Linked DNA regions of Homo sapiens: region 1 is linked to region 2. The links are chromatin loops, found by intact Hi-C in ENCODE. Cell type or tissue: K562. All regions are shown on one strand. Links, peaks and the distances in the headings refer to the core of each region. The heading gives the core; the rest is flanking DNA.

Region 1 (7,731 bases), core at 1,125-6,124, 180 kb before region 2:
CCATGCCAGACACTTGGACCATACCAATTAATAAGACACAGTCCCTAAACTCAAGGAATTGAGAATTACATAGGGAGACACAGAACAAGGCATTCATGAAACAATGTGAGGCAGAAGGTACTACTGGAGCCCAGGAGAGGGATGCCTAGCTTCACAGGGCTTCCTGGTCCCTGCTGGTTTTTTTTTTTTTTTTTTTTTTTTTTTTTTTTGTTGTTGTTGTTGTTGTTGAGATGGACTTTTGTTCTTGTCACCCAGGCTGGAGTGCAATGGTGCAATCTCAGATCACTGCAACCTCTGCCTCCCAAGTTCAAGCGATTCTCTTGCCTCAGCCTCCTGAGTAGTGGGAATTACAGGCGCCCGCCACCACTGGTCTTGAACTCCTCAGGTGATCCACCTGCCTCAGCCTCCAAAGTGCTGGGATTACAGGCATGAGCCACCACGCCTGGCTGGTCCCCACCTTTTCTTATCCTCCACCCATATCTGTGCCTACTAACCCTGTTCCATGTTACCATGATCACTGGCTGAGAACCATGACATTAAGCAGCAGTGGAAGAGACACAAAGGATTAATGTGGCACGAAAGTGCAACCACTGAATAACAGAGCACATATGTTAAGATGAATGAAATAGGATTGTAAACCATGTAGAGAATTTTTACAGGACAGAGACCAGAGTCTGGAAAACTATGGGACTGATGTCAAGAGACCAGGACTGTAGATCTGATCAGTCCCTGAAATAGATGTGTGACACCACTCAAGTCACTGCGTCTCCCTGTGCCTCAGAGATTTTCTCTTTATAAAGACTGAATGAGATCAGACAATCTCTAAGCCCTTTCTATAATTTTCAGGGTGGCAGGGCAGGGAGGGAGAATTCCAAATGCATCCTACATGGGCGGAAGTAGTTTTTAAAAATAGAAGTTGTTATACAGATTCAATGTCTAAAATCCAGGAAGGACTGTAGCAACAAGGGGTGTTTTGAGTGAAGTCAGAATTCTTTATGATTTACTACTTTTAATCTGTATTATATCATTCTTGCATTTGAAATGATGATGAAGCTTTAGGCAAAAATGAAGTGCTTAAGTGTCGGGTATTAGGAGTGGATTTGGATTTAGAAAACTTCTGCCCTTCATTAACATCCAGCTCTGCATGGTGGACATAGTAGGAGATTTAGATCTGAAGTTCTCGGCTCTCTGCTGGCCTGCTGACATTGTCCATATTCCCTAAGCCTATCAAAACTCAGCTTCCTTATCTGTAAAATGGTATAAAAATCATGTCCACCTCTCCCAGGAGAAAGAATTGCTTTACAGCGTTTCATGATGGCAAACCTGCTACTTGTTTTGACTATGCAATAATCATTGAATATATGACTTTTGTCACATACACAGTACAGTATACCAATTAAGAAATCAGATTTGGCAGTTCGTCTCATATGTGAATATTATGATAGAGAAATTTTATTTTATTTCAAAATGATTAATCAGTATAAAATGTCTTATTCTCCACTTGGAAATTCCTAAAAATGAAACAAAAAAACAACAAACAAGCAAACAACAACAAAAAAACCCCCAAAAATCTATGCACAGGTTTTCTGTGGAAAGGAATATATTTCCTTTATAATGTCTGTAATTTCTATATATATTAGGATAGGTAAATATAAAAAGTCTTTAAAGAAGTTAAAATCGAATTTGTGTTTTCCAAGCAAAGCTCTTAGAAACAATCCAGTATTATAACAGAGTTGTGAGGAGAAATCATAATAAACAGAAAGAGAAGGAAAATAGTTTTAGATGAAATCTGATGAGTTGCAGCATCAGTGAACCGAAAAACTATCTGTACAAACAATGAAAAATCTCTGTCATCAAAGAACTCACTCTAATCCTCTTGTTCTTCGTTCAGGGACAAGAGCCTCTAACCTCCCATTACCATATGGTTATACAATCTTGGCCTGAGTATCAGATGTGAAGCTTGAGACTAAAAAGTGGTTGCATTATGCTCCTTTCCAAAATATTGTTTAGAAAGAACTGTGGGTGTTACTGTTTACTCGAACTTACTAAACTCAAAGTGCCCTATGGTGGTGTTGGGAAAAAACAAAAAACAACACAAAACAAAAAACGTTTTAGATGTCCACGAGGGAGGTCTACAGGAAAAAAAAAGTTTTAAGAAAAATACTCTAGAAAACTATAGTCATTAAATGGGCAGGAATTTTTCAAATGCTCAATTCTGTTTTAACATAATGAAATTTCTTTGGTATTAGGAAGGCGGTGTGGGCACTTACACTTGGCCCGCCTCCATGCATCTTCAGAGCTCGCACCGTTGCCACTAACACAACCACGTTGGGCACCAAGCCGGAAGCTCGGCACTTGATGTTGAAGAATTTCTCCATTCCGATGTCAGCACCAAAGCCAGCTTCGGTCACTGTGGGGAAGCAAGTGGAATATGTGCTATTATCTTCTAAAAACAAAGGTAGGTTTTGGCAATCACCACTATGATTCGAGCTCAAAGGACAGCTTACATTCCTTTTGTTTACCAACACAAAGGTGAACTGATTTCCCCATTGTCATAGAAATGTTCTTCACTTTCTGCCCTAAAGAGACTGCGCCCTCCTCTGCTTCCCACCGCCAGGCCTGAGGGATTCCTTGTGGTGGCCAGGCCAAGACTTTTCTTCCCATATCATAACTCACAGTGAAGCTTTTTTTTTTGGAGATGGTGTCTTGCCCTGTCGCACAGGCTGGAGTACAGCGGCATGATCTCGGCTCACTGCAACCTCTGCCTCCCGGGCACAAGCGATTCTCCTGACTCAGCCTCCTGAGTAGCTACAGGTGTTTGCCACCACACCTGGCTAATTTTTTATTTTTGTATTTTTAGTAGAGATGGGGTTTCACCATGTTGGCCAGACTGGTCTCAAACTCCTGACCTTGTGATCCACCCGCCTCAGCCTCACAAAGTGCTGGGATTACAGGCGTTGAGCCAAGGTGACCAGCCAGTGAAGCTTTTCTTCATACAGATGGGGATTTTCAACTTTGTAATCAGGTTCCAAATTGTTTCAAAAGGCAATGATAGTATGATTACAATGGAAGATCCTTTCTTACTCTTTTTTTTTTTTTTTTTTTTGAGATGGAGTTTCGCTCTTGTCCCCCAGGCTGGAGTGCAATGGCACAATCTCAGCTCACTGCAACCTCCGCCTCCCGGGTTCAAGCGATTCTCCTGCCTCAGCTTCCCAAGTAGCTGGGATTACAGGAACCCACCACCACACCCGGCTAATTTTTTTTTTTTATTGTTAGTAGAGACGGGTTTTTGCCATGTTGGCCAGGCTGGTCTCAAAGTCCTGATCTCAGGTGATCTGCCCACCTTGGCCTCCCAAAGTGCTGGGATTACAGGCATGAGCCACCACACCCGACCCTTTCTTACCCTTTATATTAAGAATAATTTATTTTAGTGCCACCCAGTAATTTCTGTTAACTGACAAATTTCAAGTTAGTTGAAGGGCATAAGGATACTGATGGTCAATCTGGATACAAGACAGCAGCTTTATTAGAGAAACACCAGAAAACACTCGTTTCTAGTCCCCACCCCCTCAGTTGCTAGAAAGGTCACAGCTGCCTTTCAAGATAGCGAGGCACTGGGTCAGTAGTATCTTCTTCATACACAAAGAGCTCTAGGACCTTGCTGCTCAATGCGTGATTCGTGATCAACAGCATCAGCAGTATCTGAGAGCCTCTAAGACATGTGGAATCTTGGGCTCCCCACAAAGTTTACAGAATCAGAATCACATTGTTACAAGATCCCCAGGTGAGATGATTGTCCATTACAATCTGGGAAGCAAACCACTCTAGGAAGGGAATACTACTGAGTTAATACAAAGTAAATGTTTATGAAATACATACTTATATGCTGACGGTATGACCAGGACACCGATCGGAACTGGCGGGAGAAAAATTAACTAAGATATCAGAAACATTTAACATGATCAGTTTCCTTGCTGTGCTACAAACTTTCAAAATTTACAATTATAAGTGGCAGCTTATAATTTTGTTAAGTTGCTGTAGCAAGATTTACAAAATTGTTCCCCCTGTTACTGAACATTTGGGTTGTTTCCAATATAAACAATACTGCACTGAAAATATTTGTGCCTATGTGCTTTAATCTCTTTCAAATTACGTTCTTGGAATAAATTCCCAAGGGTAAGGTAATAGGGCCAGAGGACATAAAAAATTTTTATGACCATTGATATGCTTTTGACAAATTAAAAAAATTACATCAAAAATGTTCAATTTGGATAAATATAGCTACAAGCCATTTATCCTTTATTATGTGTTATTTGAACAAACAAAGTGGCAGAACAATTTCGAGAAATAAAAGACATTCCTCTTTATATAGTATTTGGGACAAATCTTGTGATTTTACTTGTAGTGGTCAAAATCAGAGAAAATCACTTACAGTAACAATCCTTACCTCAGTGGTACCTCCTGGTAATGCATTTGTTAACTTTAGCCGTTGGTGGCATCATGGACCCCAAAAGAGGGATAATCCGGGTGACTTTTGTCAAAAGTCATCACTGAGTGGGCTCCTGGAGGTGGAAGGCTGGACAATAAGGCCCCAGTACTGGATTATGCGGCGCTGTCCTGCAGGTTAGCACACGGACGGGACCCCGGATCCCTCCCAGCTGTGCACCTTGGCAAGTTCCTTGTTGGAAGGGTTAAGTGAGACGGCACAGGTACATTACTGAGTCACTGGGGTTTTTCTTGGTGCATACTGAGAACTCACAAAAATAGTTCACATCTTTGTAACCAAAAGGATAATTCTCCCACTTGCTAAAAATCATATTGAATTCCTAAGCATTTGTGGGAATTCCTGCTCCATCCAGGCGTTTTTCTCACTGGTAGAAGCTCACTCTTAGGGTCACTACCCTGAAGCCCTGCAGGGAAGTGGGAGAGAGAACATCTGCTATTCAACTAGAGAGAGCTGGAGGGCGGCACACTGGGAGGGACGGAGTTTGCCTGGGAGGGTTGGAGAGAGGGGGTGATGGAGTCAGGCTCTGAGAATCAAGTAGGATTTTTCCAAGCAGAGAAATGTGGAGTTGGGTATGGCAGGCAGAGACCAAGAGGAGGAAGGAGAGGGAGGAAAGAAGAGATTCATAGGTAAAGGCAGAGCCAGGGAAGAAATGGTCATGATGAAGGGAAATCATCCATCATGACTGGAGAAGTCATTATTTCACCAGCAAGACTGGTTCACTGGCCTGATTAGTACCGGGGAGTGGGACTGAAGTAACCCAAATGTTACGCATTTTTTTCAATGCCATGGTATTTTGAAAAACTGTTTAATGTCGCCCTATAGTTGGAGGTAGATTGTTGCATACATTTTACATAACGGGGGCTGATCAAGTGATCTCTAAGTTCTTTCCAACTGGATGCATATTTATGTGTTAAACTACCCTGTTAGATTGCAAGCTCCATGATGATACGGACCATGTGTTTGAGACATTAACATGTCAAGACACATAGAAGGCACTGAAGGAAAGTCACCATCTATCTCCAAACCAAATAAAAAGAGAGTAGCAGAAAAGCACATCTAAAAACACTTGGACACAAATATATTAATGAAAAGTTTCATTTATAACCATTGAATGCCCTTGAAAAATTGCAAGCTCAAATTCCCTTCAAAAACCTAGCTCCTCCCCCCTTCAATGCGCCCGTGTAGTCACCATGTTCTCCTGTCTTCAGTGGTTCCTGCTTCCCTAAAGTGCCTTAATATAAAAGTCAAGGCCACCCTTGTGTAAACTTCCTTCCCCTACCTTCATCTTCCTTCACACTCCCTGCCTCAGACTTCGTGCCTCTGTAATATCAAGCTTCCGGCACAGCCCACATACTCTATGTTACTTGTTGTCACCTCCAGACCTCTTTTCCCATGTGGAACATTCCTCTCTCCCCTCTCTGCCTCTTTAACCCGCTGTCCAAGACTCAGCTTGGATGTGCCATTTCCTGGAAGCTTGTCCTGATGCTTTCGGGCAAAGTTGGCTACTCCTCCCGCCCATCCCACCCTCCCGGCCCTGTGGTGTGCTCCCTTGCAGGGCCCTCATCTGTCACCACATGCAGCATCCTAAGTACACTGACGTGCCGTCTCCCACATGGAGGGCGGGACCACGCCTTATTCATCTGGTAGCTCCACTTCCTAACGCAGTACCTGGCACAAGCAGGTCAATGAAAAAACAGGATGGGACTTGGGAGCCAGTGATGTCAAGGCCACACTTCAATGGAAATAGACACATAAAATAGCATTACATAGAAGTACAAATATGTTCTTAGTCCTCCCTATCATACTTCCCTTTTTTTCTTACAATACTACAATGGTTTTACTGAAAGGCATAAATGTCATATCCGATAAAGATATGACCATCTAAAACATCTACACAGGCTAGCTAAGCTTAATTTCATATTTTAATTTACTTATTCATTTATTTTTGAAACGGAGTTTCACTCTTGTCGCCCAGGCTGGAGTGCAATGGCACGATCACAGCTCACTGCAACCTCCGTCTCCTGGGTTCAATTGATTCTCCCACCTCAGTCTCCCGAGTAGCTGGGATCACAGGCACCCGCCATCATGCCCGGCTAATTTTTGTATTGATGGGGTTTCACCATGTTTTATTTTTAAAAAGAGACCAATTGGAAACAAAAAAGTAGTAATAAAGAGAACTCTAGCTAGGGGACGAAAACAACATGCAGAAGTAAAGGTTCGAGGAGTTTGGCTTCCAAATGCAAAGGAAATAGACGAAGAATGGGAAGAAAATAAAAGAAAGTGCCAAATTCTCTCAGTTTGAAAACTGTCCTGAAATGCTGCATGTAATCACTTTTATGTCGTTTGTATTCAAATATCAGGCTGCCAAGGAAACAGAACATGGAAAAGGTATGCTGATGTGTAATCAGTAATTATGAAAGTAAAAACTACTTTAATAAGGTGCCACCAATTACTACGAACTTGGACACTGTGGAGTGCTGTGTATCTGTGCCTTAGGGGGCCTTGATATGAAGACCCATCTCGTGAGAAGGGGACAAACCACTCTTATAGGAAGGTTCCATTTCCTAGGTACTTCTTGGGAACTGCCAACATATATAACCTATAGGTTAGGTTTTCTTAGTGACTTGAAATGAGCAATTTATTCCCTTATCATATTTGCAGTTCTTAACAAAGCTTAAAAGAGATACAGGCCAAATAATTATTTAATGTTAAATTCAATATAGACTTGTTCTTAAGTCATGAAGCAAGTCCACATAGTAGGATTTAGCTTTGCTGAAAGGCATATCACGTAGACTTCTGAAAGCTGCATATTTAATAAGGCTTGTAATAAATTGTTTGCACAAGCCATAAGAATTATTTGTCTTGGCAATCTCTTTCCCTTTTGTTACAGCTATTCAACTTACAATATGAATGAAAACAGGAAACGCTGACTAATACTCTTATTGTGCAAGCACAGAAGCTGCTAGATAGTGATTCTATAGCATGGTTTGATTCAAACTTAAACCCGTAATCAGCTGAGAAAGGAAGGGTCAGTGGGTCTGAGTTGGGAAGGGACAATTTGGGTAAATACTGCTAGCAACCTGTACAGGAAACAGAGCTCTGGGTTCAGATGGAGAGTCAAAACAATTCTGGAAAGCCAGGCAGCTGCCTTTCCATGATCATCCACGGGTGCGGCCAGAGTTGTGTTGTAAAAATTAAGCAGAAACAATGATAACGGCAGAAAC
Region 2 (7,731 bases), core at 1,829-6,828:
ATAGCACAGGTTAAAACTGATTGCGTTTTTCATACTTCAGATCACCTTAGAGAAAACTCTTTCTTAAAATATTATCTCTGCAGTTACGATGTTACATGCACACCACCACCCTCTGAGGCCAAATCATGCTACAATGTGGATAATTCACAGGAGGCGATGTGAGAAAGGCCAGTATGGCTTTGTCTGTGGTCTTACTTTGAGATGACAAAGCTTGAGTGTCAGTGTTCTCACAGGTGTGTCCGTTTTAAGGACATCTGAAATCTGAAAACCGCTCTCCCCTCTTACTTTGGAGAAGGAAGAAGGGCAGGGTGCACATACCAATGGCGGGCCCTCCTTGCTTCTTCTCTTCCAAGATGGCAGCCAGGTCTTTGTGCATGGATTTCTGATGCTGACTGGCCGGCGGCTGCTCCAGCTCCAGACTTTTCACTTTTAAAAGTTGATTCGCCTTCTTAATCTTCTGACTGTACTGCCGAGCCATCATAAACACCCTGCTTTTTGTCTTATCTGTGGCCTCCATCCCCAGGTCAGGGTTTTCTGGGTCTGTTTGAGACAGGCCACTGTTGGCCAGGTCGTAGGGATTGTCCATGAGGGGCATTTCACTAGCCAGAGAAAGCCGGTTAAGGCTCATAAAGGAGCCTTCTTTAGAAATCAGGTCTTCCTCAAAGGGGCAGTTGGCGCGGCTGGCTCTGCCAGCCCTGCTCTTCACGGGCGTGAGGAGAGCCTGGCTCTCAGGCAGGGACAGCGTGGACACAGAGCGCCCCACGTCCCGGCTCAGCTCAGGGGTGCTCTCTGCGTGCAGCCTGTCTGGCACATCATCCTTGCTCACAGGAAACGCTGCCAGGAGACGGTCTCTGGCCTTGTCTTCATTTTTCTTGATGTAATTTTCCAGGTCATTCCAGATTTCATCTACTTCTTCGGACAGTTTATCAGATACAGGCTTATGAGGCATAGACAAGTTACCACTGGGAGAGTCATACAGCAAACTCAGATAACCATGATCGGGAGTGGCCTGATGGTAAGGGGCTTCGTCCTCACTGAGCTGGAGGCTGTCTTGGGAAACAAATGGCCTCAGGCTGTCACAGCACACGAAGTCGGCCTCCAGACCCAAAAAGGTGCTCCGCTTTGCACGCTTTAGGCTGCTGCACTTAAAACCCAGCGACGGAGGATCTGGGAGCCCTATGGTGTCATAGATGTTCTCCTCAACCGCTTGGAGTTCATGCGTGCTTTGGCTGGATGCCTCTCCACCTGAGAGGGTGCCATCTGTTTGTGCGTAAAGAGAGCCCTTACTGTGGCCAGCTTGCCTCTTTGTGAAGGCTAACTCTGGGGTGCTCTTGGGGCGAACGGAGTCCCTGGCTGATTTAGAGGGAGTGGATTCAGCTTCTTCCCGCTTAGCAACCATTAGTTTTAAGTCCTCATAACTGATGTTATCATAGACATGGTCTATGTCATCAATAGTCAACTCTATGGATGACCCAAAGGGAGTCATCTCCTCCTGCCCTTCTGTTTTGGGGCTGTTCTGCAGTTCCCTAGTTCTGTCACTAGTTCCTATTTCAGGAGGGCATGTGTTGCTCTCCCCAGCACTGCTGGCCCGCCTGACAATCCTGTGACCAGAGCTGGAGGTCTCTGTGGACTCCATCTGTCCCATATGCCAGCTGCAAGGGCGACTAGAAGTGCTATCTTCACATAGTCTGGTAGAGTTCAGATCTGAGGAGGAAAATGACGGCACGAACATCTGATAATCATCTTCATCATCCTCATTCTCCTGCGGGGACCGTCGGCTGGGAAACAAGGCTTGCCTGATCTGGTGATCGGTCCAGATGTTTCTGAGAGCTCCACCCGCTCGAAGCACGCTGATCATGGTAGAACTGCTAGGCTGACTATTTCTCTGGGCAGGAGACGGCCTTGCTGAAGACAGCTGGGGAGATCCTTCCTCTCTAGAAACCTGAGGAAGATGGAAACATATCAACTGAATCACAGCACCATGGAGAAGACACATAACTCAGGAATTTCTCCTGTGTTTACACACTGCCTCCCCCACTAGGCTTTAATATTCTTTTATTTTTTTCTGAGATAGGGTCTTGCTGTGTTACCCAGGCTAATCTCAAACTCCTGGGCTCAAGCAATCCTCCCACCTCAGCCTCCCAAGTAGCTGGCACTACAGGTGTGAACCACTACACCTGGCTGAGTGTTTAACTGACTTGAAAAGCACTTCAGATATTTTCAAAAAGGGAAGGACAGGAACTAATATATACTTAGAAACTAGGCTGGGCAATGTGCAGACATTCTCCAAACTTAATATTCACAATCATTTTATGAAATTAGGTATGATCGTACCAATTTCACAGTAAGGAAATCTAGGTTCCTAAAGGTTCAGTAACTTGCTCTATCTAGTCAGTAGTAAGACTACTGCTAGAACCCAGGTCTAACCCCAAACCCCTTGCCCCAAAGCATGATATAAGCTAAATACAGAAAATTCTTAGATTCTTCAAGTAAGTCTGGTGTACATTTGGCAAATATTCATTGCATAAATTAATATGTATAGAAGTTAAGGGCCATGCTATCTGTTCTATTTGAGACTTTCTAAGGAGCTTTAGGGCCAGTGCTTGTCTCCTAGCAGTTTTATCGTGGTTTCTGGTATACGAAAAGCCCCTTCTGCTGACCCGACCACACACTCCAAGGATTTCTCTTAAATCTGCAGACCCACCACGAACATGGCCAGCATTACCTTGGTTTATAGACTCTAGGCAAAGAGTTTTTATTGTAGGAGTGTAATTTAATCCTCTGTTCATTTAATGACATTTTTACTTATTTCAAAATACATTTAATTAACATTTAGTTGCCTATAAGGAAGTAAAATAGGAACAATATTAATAATTTTTTAATTTTTATTTTTTTGACACAGAATCTCGCTCTGTCGCCCAGGCTGGAATGCAGCCTGGGTCCCTTGGCATGATCTTGGCTCACTGCAACCTCTGCCTCCTGGGTTCAAGCAATTCTCGTGCTTCAGCCTCTGGAGTAGCTGGGATTATAGGTGCCCGCCACCACGCCTGGCTAATTTTTGTATTTTTAGTAGAGACAGGGTTTTGCTGTGTTGGCCAGGCTGGTCTTAGACAAACTCCTGGCCTCAAGAGATCCGCCCACCTTGGCCTCCCAAAGTGCTAGGATTATAGGCCTGAGCCACTGCACCCAGCCAAATTAGTGATTTCTAATCAAAGAAAACAATGAGGTCTTTTATAACTTGGAACCCTTCTGGATGGAGCTCAGTGGTGCAGACAGGAGCAGATTACCCTCTGATTCTATTCTGCAGACAGGATTAACTTCAAAGGCTTGAAAGGGTTAAGACCTAATTAGTACCAGAGACATATATTCTAATAAAACACTATAGTAACCTATTGGAAATGTCAAATAAGCAAGAACTTTTCATCACATGTCAATGAAAATGGGATAGATGTTAATTGGAATATCTATTAGAGAGGGAAGAGAGGAGTAGAGAGACAATAATGGAATTTCATCCTAAATGTTATTTTTCTATTAAAACTTAAGCAATTCAATTAGCCATTTATTTCTTTTCACACATACATACACACACAATATTTATACCTAATATTTGTTCATATATATGTTTTTCACATTCTTTAATATATCTTTCTCTTCACCTTACTCAGACTGCACTGGTTTAATGTTATAAAAATATAGGCACCCAGTAACTACTTTTTATAAAGTAAAACAAGGTTAATATTAACTAAATTATGACAAAACATTTTTAAAGTGTAATAAAATTATTTTGTGTTTCTCACAACAGCCAAAAGTGATCCTTCCTAAGATCGTCCATCCCAGAAAATTCCCATAGGTTTTAGAAAATTAGGAAACCTGAATTGTTAATATTGAAGTATCTTTTTTTTTTTTGCCATACAAATGGCTGGTTTTAATTTTTTTTAGAGGAAATACTATAATTTAAAAAAAAGAGTTCCAAAATATTTAACAGAATCTCCAGCAATGATTATTTCCAAAATGTAAAGATTTGAAACATAATTTATACAAAACTAAAAACCACAAGGATTCATTCTTGCTTTTTCCTTTTTTAAAAAATCCAGACAATTTGTCACAAGAAAGTTCGGCATGGGATAGCAGCTGTAGCCTCAGTCACCCTTGGAATCGCTGTCCCTCTTCATGAGGACAGAGCGCCGCACTGAGGAGAGCAACACGTCTTCAATCGGCTTCTTAGGGTTTTCCTCCAGGTCTGTCGTAATTGCTCCAGATTCAGACAGTTTCCATTCCAACTCATCTCTTGTCAGGTTCATGCCGCCAAACACTCAGAGGACCAATAAACTGAGCCTTGATATCTCCTTCCAGGTAAACAAATATCGTGGGCAGATTCCTATCAGTATAATTGGGTATGCAGGTTGTTGAAATGGCTTTGATAAATTTGACATCAGGAAACTTCCTGGCAAGTCCACTGAGGTGCTGATTTATCAGGGCACAGAGGGGAATTCCTTGTTTGTAAAGGTGCAAGATGACCCACAAGCCCTCGCCAGCTTTGGTAACTTCTTGAACATAATCCTTCCCTGAGATCTCCAAAACTTTTCCAGATTTATTCTTCAGTTTAGTTGCTTTCCACTCAGCCAGTCTCTGCTGTCTGTACATTTCAATAGCACATTCATCCTCCTCATTAAACTCGCCTTCGTGATCCTCCAGCTCTTCCAAAGTCATATCTTCATATGTTTTCACCACTGACTGCTGGAGGATGCGCTGCTCCTCTTCTGCCTCCTCTTCCAATTCTTCCAATTCTTTCCTTGGCGGGTAAGAAACCCTTTTTGCGTAAGATGTCATTCCACTCAGTGTCTGCGTTGGGGTCCTGCATCTTGTTTCCAGTTCAGTTGCTCAAGCCAGCTGTGCCGCTGAAGTATCTTTTTAAGGTAATTACACTTGAAATGAAAATAGCAGTTTTGGCCAGGCACAGTGGCTCACGCCTGTAATCCCAGCACTTTGGAAGGCAGAGGCGGGCGAATCACCTGAGGTCGGGAGTTCGAGACCAGCCTGACCAACATGAAGAAACCCGTCTCTACTATAAATACAAAATTAGCCGGGCATGGTGATGCATGCCTGTAATCCCAGCTACTTGGGAGGCTGAGGCAGGAGAACCGCTTGAACCCGGGAGGCGGAGGTTGCAGTGAGCCGAGATTGTGCCACTGCACTCCAGCCTGGGCAACAAGAGCGAAACTCTATCTCAAAAAAAAAAAAAAAAAGAAAGCAGTTTTTTGGAAGCTGTAAATTTACATCAAATTAATCATTAAGAAAACTGAAGACACTCTTAAATTAAGAAGTAATCATCTGGGCACGGTGGCTTATGTCTGTAATCCCAGCACTTTGGGAGGCCAAGGCAGGCAGATCACTTGAGCCCAGAAACTAGAGACCAGCCTGGGCAACATGGTGAGACACCCCATCTCTACAAAAAAATTTAATAAAGAAAGAAGGAAGAAAAGAAAGAGAAAGGAAAGAAAGGAAATAAAGGAAGGAAAGGAAGGAAAGAAAGGGAAAGGAAAGGAAGGAAGAAAGAAACAGAAAGAAAGATAGAGAGAGAATCAGGCTGGACACGGTGATACACACCTGTAATCCCAGCACTTTGGGAGGTGAAGGTGGGAGGATCACTTGAGTTAAGGAGTTTAAGACCAGCCTGAGCAACATAGTCAGACCTTGTCTCTACAAAAAATGAGTTAGCCGGGCGTGGTGGCGCATGACTGTAGTCCAGTTACTTGGGAGGCTGAGGTGGGAGGATTCCTGAGCCTAAAGTGAGCTGAGATCGTGCCACTGCATTCCAGCCTGGGTGACAGAGCAAGACCCTGTCTCAAAATAAATAAATAAATGTTTAAAAAAATAGGAAAGAATCAGCATATGTTGGTCACAATACTGAAAGTCATGGTAAAAAGTGCAATTACTTTTGCACCAACCTAATAATTTCGATACGGCAGTTTTGCCACAGCCTGAATGAACTTTTCTCCTGTCCTTCCACATTCTCAGCATTTGAGCTATTTAACAATGATATTAGCTATCATGTTTTTATTTTTTGAGACAGAGTCTCACCCTGTTGCCCAGGCTAAAGTACAGTGGCACAATCTCGGCTTACTGCAACCTCAACCTCCCGGGTTCAAGTGATTCTCCTGCCTCAGCCTCCCAAGTAGCTGGGACTACAGGTGCATGCCGCTATGCCCGGCTAATTTTTTGTATTTTAGTAGAGACGGGGTTTCACTGTGTTGGCCAGGCTGATCGTGAACTCCCAAGCTTAGGCAATCCGCCCGCTGTGACCTCCCAAAGTGCCGGGATTACAGGTGTGAGCCACCGCGCCCAGCCTTTTTTGCTCTTGTTGCCCAGGCTGGAGTGCAATGGCACGATTTCAGCTCACTGTAACTTCCACCTCCTGGGTTCAAGCAATTCTCCTGCCTCAGCCTCCTGAGTGGCTGGGGATTACAGCCGCCCACGACCACGCCCTGCTGATTTTTTTGTATTTTTAGTAGAGACAGGGTTTCACCATGTTGGCCAGGCTGGTCTCAAACTCCTGACCTCAGGTGATCCAACCACCTCAGCCTCCCAAAGTTCTGGGATTACAGGCGTGAGCCACCATGCCAGGCCGATATTAGCTATCATTTATAGAACACTTGCTTTGTGCCAAATATTCCATTAATAAGCACTTTTAAGAACATGTTGCATTTAATCTTTTTAACAGTTCTGTAAATTAGGAAACTAAGTCCTGGTAAGGTTAAGCAATTTGCCTGTAGTCACACAGTTTATAAATGGCAGAAACAGATTTGAATCCATGTCTTAATCCACGGCTTATACATGAGCTTAACCACCTCATACACACATATACGCAGCCTCAGAATATATATTCTGGGAGAAATATTAAGCTATTATTAAGGAATAGTTCCTGTTATAAACTACTTGTTAATTTATTTATGAGACAGAATCTCACTCTGTTGCCCAGGCTGGAGTGCAGTGGCACTATCTCAGCTCATTACAACTTCGGCCGAAGTGATTCTCCAGCCTCAGCTTCCCAAGTAGCTGGGACCACAGGCACAAGCCACCACACCCAGCTCATTTTTGTACTTTTTTTTTGTAGAGAGGGGGTTTTGCCATGTTGCCAAGGCTGATCTTGAATTCCTGAGCTCAAAGTGATCTGCCAACCTTGGCCTCCCAAAGTGCTAGGATTACAGGTGTGTGCCACCACACCTGGCTGTTACAAACTCTTTAATCATCAGTAAATCTGCTCTCCTTGAATTTAATATACCTTCAGCACATTACTATTAGGAGATGGAATTTTATCACAAAAAAAGCATGGATGTTTTCTTTCTTGCCTTTTTATTTCATAAGGTTTGGTTATGCCCATATGGACCTGGCTTGAGCACTGCTGTAGAAAGTTTTCAAGCAGCTCCTGAGACTGAATCTCTAGAACTCTTTGATGGGGAGATTCCTTCTTTTAGCACTGAGAGGGCATGGCTCCACAATGCTACTGTGGCTGCTTTGAAGAGCAGGGAGCCCTCTGCAGTGACCCCACTTATGAAACCAAAACCTTATGCCATATTTCAGGACAATGAACCAATTAATAAGTTTCACACGTTTCCAAACAAAAGCATGTACTACCTGAAAAAAAAATGCGCACACCTCAGCCATGACAATCACTTAAAGGTAAGATTATGTTCAGCCGGGTGTGGTGGTTCATGCCTGTAATCCCAGCAC

What was found. Hi-C counts contacts between places; a loop is a spot of excess contacts. Peaks named below come from ENCODE experiments on the same cell type or tissue, not always from the same donor. Only the 100,000 strongest peaks of a DNase experiment are listed, where the experiment ranks them.
Region 1: it touches region 2 in a loop (2.5-fold over the local background); 2 of 110 quality-filtered maps call a loop at or near these places.

Annotation. Positions count from the first base shown.
Region 1 is chr6:151,004,498-151,012,228 of GRCh38, reverse strand. It overlaps MTHFD1L (methylenetetrahydrofolate dehydrogenase (NADP+ dependent) 1 like), which reads right to left. Exons shown (of 28, transcript NM_015440.5): 21 at 2,271-2,410. Among named protein-coding and RNA genes, the nearest start is that of MIR12131, 94 kb to the left of the region's middle. RefSeq lists enhancers at 1,798-2,534, 2,535-3,273. In K562, for the core only: no CTCF peak of the experiment used is centred there; a DNase peak (open chromatin) is centred at 3,598.
Region 2 is chr6:150,824,793-150,832,523 of GRCh38, reverse strand. It overlaps PLEKHG1 (pleckstrin homology and RhoGEF domain containing G1), which reads right to left. Exons shown (of 17, transcript NM_001029884.3): 16 at 319-1,942. It also overlaps the pseudogene PDCL3P5. Among named protein-coding and RNA genes, the nearest start is that of MTHFD1L, 37 kb to the left of the region's middle. In K562, for the core only: a CTCF peak has its summit at 4,209; no DNase peak of the experiment used is centred there; H3K27me3 peaks cover 1,931 bases.